Regions from separate parts of the Mus musculus genome. Here region 2 is linked to region 1. A link is a loop called in an ENCODE intact Hi-C map of the cell type or tissue named here. Cell type or tissue: left cerebral cortex. All regions are shown on one strand. Each heading gives the region's core, and the rest is flanking DNA. Links, peaks and the distances in the headings are about the cores only. Region 1 has its middle 66 kb from the start of Gm36235. Region 2 has its middle 87 kb from the start of Gm48606.

The links. A loop is a pair of places that touch in the nucleus more often than their neighbours do. Peaks named below come from ENCODE experiments on the same cell type or tissue, not always from the same donor. Only the 100,000 strongest peaks of a DNase experiment are listed, where the experiment ranks them.
Region 2: a loop joins it to region 1, with 2.2 times the contacts of the local background. A loop is called at or near these places in 3 of 42 quality-filtered maps.

The regions. Positions count from the first base shown.
Region 1 is chr12:16,079,582-16,082,502 of GRCm38, forward strand. No RefSeq gene overlaps it. Among named protein-coding and RNA genes, the nearest start is that of Gm36235, 66 kb to the left of the region's middle. In left cerebral cortex, for the core only: no CTCF peak of the experiment used is centred there; a DNase peak (open chromatin) is centred at 1,405.
Region 2 is chr12:16,143,612-16,146,532 of GRCm38, forward strand. No RefSeq gene overlaps it. Among named protein-coding and RNA genes, the nearest start is that of Gm48606, 87 kb to the right of the region's middle. In left cerebral cortex, for the core only: no CTCF peak of the experiment used is centred there; DNase peaks (open chromatin) are centred at 1,813 and 2,260; H3K27ac peaks cover 304 bases.

The DNA.
Region 1 (2,921 bases), core at 167-2,666:
TTTCCTCTCAAACTGACCATTCTAAGAGCATTATTATTTTAAAATATATGTTTTTTTTTTAAAAAAAAAAGAATAAATTCACTTCATCTAATTAACTTACTAATAAAATCATGAAAGGGCTACTTTAAGGTCAATCCCCCACCACACATTAGCCCAGCTCCAAACTGTGCATCTCAGTGGTGGTCTTATGGTAATAATGGCTCTTCTGAAGCAATGATTCTTACACTTTATTGTCAACAGCATTTTCACTCACTTACCCACTATACAAAAGAAAAGAAAAACTGTGATGGACTTGCAACTAGGAAAAAAAAAAAAAAAGCTTTATATCCAGTTTCAGATCTATGTGTCCTTTGCCTGACTCCTGTCCTTCCTTGTCACCTAATTATCACCCTATCTTAGTCTCCTTCCTAGAGTTTATAGGACGCCCACCCTTATACCATTGCACATACACGTGTACATTGCAGGCTAGGATCCACAAATGATGGACAATGTCCAGTTATTTTTGGTCTAAGCCCAGTCATTTCACTTAATATACATTCTAAGTCCCTCCATCTCATGCAAGTAGTATGATTTATTTTTTTCTTAAAGTTAGATAATATTTCACTTTGCATCTGTAGCCCATCTATTCATTGGCTCTATTCACTGGCTAAAGAATGTCTAGGCTGGTTCCATTTTCTTATTATCATAAATGAAGCAGCATTAAGCAGAGAGCTGCAAATATTCCCTATGGTAGAATGTGGAGTTCTGGATATACACCTTGGGAAGAAATAGCTGGGTCCATGATAGTTCCATTTGCAACTCTTGAGAAACCTCCAAACTGATTTCCACAATGGCTGTGTTAATTTACACTCCCAACCAGCAGAGAATAAGGGATTATTTCTGTCCACACCCCCTCCATCTACCTTGATCACAGTCATTCTGACTAGGGTGACATGCTATCCAAAAATAGATTTAATTTACATTTCCCTGCTGACCAAGGATGTTGACCACTTTGTGAAAGGTCATTTTTTTAAAGCTGCCTATTTAATTCATTAGCCCAGTTGATGTTGGCAGCTTCACTTTCTTGGTATGTATCTTCTACAATTCTTTGTAAATTCTGGATATTTGTCCCTGATCTGAAGTAGAGCTAGTAAAGATTCCCTCCCATTCCACAGACTCTTTTCTCTACTGGCAGTTTCCTTTGCTTCACAGAAACATTCTAATGTCATGCCATCCCATCTGTTGATTTGGGAGTCTGTTTTAGTGCCCTTGGCTTTCTCTTGAGAAAGTCCAGACTTATCTCAGTGTCTTGAGGAATATTCTGGACATTTTCCTCAGCAGTTGAAGTATTTCTAGTCTGAGTTTATAGCCATCGATGCATTTTAATTTATTTTATGCAAGGTGAAAGCTATGAATCTAATTTCATTCTTCTGCAGGTGGGTGCCCAGTTTTGCCTGCACCATTTGTTGAGTGGGTTATCTTTTTCTTTTTCCACTGCATATTTTTTCTCTTTTTGTCCAAATTAGGTGGGTATAACTTTGTTAGCTTATTTCTGGGTCCTCTTTTCTATTCTATGGATCTGTCTGTTTTTATGGCTATACCAGGTTGCCTTTTTCTCCTGTAAATTTTACAGTTCTATAGAACCACATTTATCCTTAACCTCACCCTTCTGCCTCTGAACTTGGCTCTTCATCCTTTATGGCTTTCTTTATGCCTTCCCAAAGGGGCACCGAGAATTACTTGAGCACATATACACACTGACAGTAGAGCAATTTCAGTCTTTCTCTGGAGCTTTGTTGGGAGAAAGCTCTCCCTACCTATAGTGGGAGGCAGGATTCTGAGATTACCTCTGGGGAGGTATGGCCTCGAGCAAGGTCTTGCAGGTAGGTAGGACTTCTTATCAGTAGAACTTGGCAAAGATGAAGCAATAGTCACCTTGATTGAATTATATTATGACCATGTTATGGACTTGTTTGCATTCTGTTGTTCTGTGTAAGACTCCATCAGAGAAACCTGACATGAGTCTTGAAGATATAATCTGCCATGTTCTGTCTGTTTCAATATTCCAGCTAAGGATGAAGGGTAACACAGTTCAGTCTAAAACAAAACAAAACAAAACAAAACAAAACAAAACAAAACAAAACAAAACACAGCAAAGCAAATGCCCAAGCACTTATTATGGGCTACTGATCATAGCACACTACTATAGAGTTCACACTATTACACTGGATAACTATAAAGCCATCCCAACATACAAAAATGAATCCATATGCCCTCATTCTAAAAGCAAACAAAAGCAAAATTAGATAGGTTAAAAACTCACACTGCTGATCAATAACTGACAGATCTAAGATCTGAACTCATATATCAAAGTTTGGTTTCTTTCTGCTTTTGACTCATCCTCTCCCCTCTCCCTTTCTCCTTCCTCCCTTTTTCTCACAAGACATGCACACTCTAGGAAGGCTTATTTTATTCTGGAATTTCAGCAACACTGACAAAGTACTCAGACAAAGCACACAATGCGATGAGCTTCCTCTGACTTAATCAGCAGCTACTCATACTCTTCCAAACATTAAAAGTTTAGCATAGGCTGTCCTATTAAAGTCCAGCTGATTATTAATAAAGCATGCATGAAATCTTTTAGAAGCATCAGGGGGAAAAATCATGGGAAATAATGAGAGCATCCATTCTTTGCCTAGTCACATGGTTTTCCTCTCTAACCACTTCTAGAGTTCAACAGTATCCCAATCACTTCCAGTAATATCTAAATAGTGATGGTTTCTTCTCATGGGATCTGTAGATACAAAGAAATCCTAGTGTTCTCCACCCAGACACTTAAAATATCTATTTTTGATCATTCTTTCCTATTTGTAATATGCAGCCTGTAGGAACAGACCATTACCTACCCACAGTTATAAGTACCTGCAAGTGTCTATAACAAA
Region 2 (2,921 bases), core at 307-2,806, 64 kb after region 1:
GACACAGAAGCTACAGAGCTGTGAAGGTGCCTATGACAAATGAGTTCCAGTTCACCTGGTTACCACCATCAATGTGCCAGAATGGCAGACTTCAGGAGACCCTGGGCAGGACAGCCTTGGTATGATGTCACACCTCTGTACAAGGACTTGGAAACTGTCTCTGGATTTCTCTGTGCAATTAGCAGCATCCTTGTGACTTTGGAGGGCAGATCTCTCTATTCATCCACTCAGGTCATTTAATAAGCCTGCTTTCAGGGCAATAGTGCAAGTAAGAAGAACAAGGACTTTGTACCTACGCTAACCGTCCATCAAATGTTGTTCTCTTTTCAAGGGAGAGTCTTAAGGACTTACAGAAACTTTCCTGAGCTGTAGTCCATGCATATGCAAAATGAGAATGAAATGAACTGATGAAGGATTATTAAAGACCTACTATCTCCATGTGACATTGAACTAAGTATCCTCTCTTCTTAATGATGTCTTGAACCTAGAAACGTTACTATAATCTATTTTAATTTTGGCTTGATACTGAACACTTGCTTGTGTTGAGAAACTATTGGTGTGTCTGAGCAGAAATGTTCTTTGAATCACCTAAGCAAACTCATTTCTCTTTCTGGGAAAGCCATTTGCCATGATTACACAATGAGCTGTTCTCACATTTGAAGAGAATGCCAGCCCTCCTGAACCCAGCTCATCATGACTTCAAAATGCCATTGGGCAGGCAATACTAAATTTTCTGGAAGGCAGAATCTCACCTCTCATTGTATTTTTCCCTGTTTGCTCATGGGACTCTCAATTCTACATTGTCTCAGTCTTCACCATTCTCAAGAAGACATATTGAATTGTCCTTTGGGTTTTTTGCTTGTTGGTTTGTGTTTGTTTAGGTGTTTGTTTGTTTGTTTGTTTGTTTTCACTGATAAGACATTGTTATGTCTACATTTTAGGTTATTGTGATAAAAATATTCTCAACAAAAAGAACTTCAAGAAGGAATGGAAGGGGTTATTTGGGCTCATAGCTCCATGGTACAGTCTTCACATTAGGCAAATCAATAGTATGGCAGCAATAGTATGTAAAGGTGGTCACATCATGACCGTAGTCAGGAAGCAGATGGAGATGAATCCCTGTTCAGCTTGCTTTCTAACATTAATGTAGCTGAGGAGCCCAGATCAGGGAATAGTGCTTCCTACTTTGTGTTTTGGGTTTAGTTTTTAGTCTTTCGACTTAGTCTCTCTATATAATCCTGTTGGCCTCAAACACAGAGATCCTCTTGCCTATGCCTCTGGAGTGCTGGAACTAAAAACAAGCTCTACCATGTCTGACTGATGCCACCCACTTTTAAGGTAAGTCTTTCCACCTCAATTAACCTAATCAAAGCAATTCTTCAATGATGTAGATCCTATCAAGTTGCTAGTAATACCCATCACATATATGACTGGTATGTCTTTCCCCAGTCCCAAGCACAAAAATGTACCTTTCTGTGGTAAATGTTCCAAAATACTGGGAGCCATGTTTCCATATCGTCATAGATTGTCAGTATATGAAAAAGTGAATTTTTTTGTTTTAAATTAATGTAGTTTAGAAAAGAGTTCACCATAGAGAATATGAAAAAGTTACCCTGAGCTAAACATCATGGATGTGTACTCAGAAGGAGGTGTTTTCCATATTTTAATACTTATCTACTGCACAAATCACTGGAGAACCCCAGAGACATCCAAGCCTTGTGTTCAGCATCCTCTGCAACTCTTGTGGTTCACTTCCGCATTTGCCATTTAAGAAGAGTTTTCTTCCTGAAGCCTGAGCGCTCCTGGACAAGCTTTGCTTTGCTTGAGATGTTCTTCTCAAAGTTTCCAGAGCCTTTTCATAATCTATCAGAACCTATTGATAATCCATCTCTCCAAAGTTGTCTGTCTCCATCATCATCCCTGTCAGCCCCCTGTCACATGCTTATCTCTCTGCAGCCTATCTGTCTCACAAAAGGGCAAGTTGGGCTCTTTGCAATGCACTGTTATTTCTGAGGTTGCTATGGAAAACAGTTCTGGGGTGAAATAAGCAAGAGATGGAGCCAAGGCCCGCTGCTAAGTCAAAACACAGTGACACATACACACCGAGCAGAACAAACTGAATTCCATTAGATGACTAGGTCTTCCGACTAAGGCCAAAAGGAAGATCTGGAAGTGGGGAGCAGGGCGGTCTGAACACTTCCCTCTTTCCAAGAATTGACTAATTCTCTTCAGCACCAGGCAGAATGCTCAGGAACAGTTCCCTCTGCGGCCGCCCCTCACTGCTGACTCACCAAGTCACAGCCTGCTCCAGTTCCTCCCCCAGGAGAAAAAAGCGCCAAATGTTTTGGCTGGAGCTCAACAGCAAGGAATCTTGCCACCTGTCACCTTTTTTTTTTTTTTTTTTTTTTTTTTTTAAAGACTGGTATTGATTTGAGAATAGTTCTTGGTTTTTGTTTTTTTTGTTTTTTGTTTTTTTGGGGTTTTTTTTTTCTGTTTTGTTTTGTTTTCTTTTTCTTTTTTCTTTTCTAATCATAGGATGGCATGAGATTGGCATCAGCAGAAGGAAGTGGGGGCTCTTGCATGGAGTTGACAACACATCCCCTGTTCTCATACATAACAGTGTCTCCAAGTACCCAAAAACAGATAGGCCAAGAGTCCAGTGTTTGCAAATTTCACTCTTGGCTTAGAGCTACAGCTGGAAGCCCTCGATCACATGTCACGTTTAAGGCTGGCAGGCATTCTCCCTAAGAGATCCTGCATTCTCTCTTTCCTTTGGCCCAGATGCTAGGGTTCTAGGGAGAGGGGAACCTGTAGGGATGGGAGGTACACTGTGACTAGGCAAAGTCCCTGGTAGGACCACTTAAAGAGTCTAGTTTCATAGAAACCAAATTATCTTTTCCAAGGACATCCCTACCCCCCCC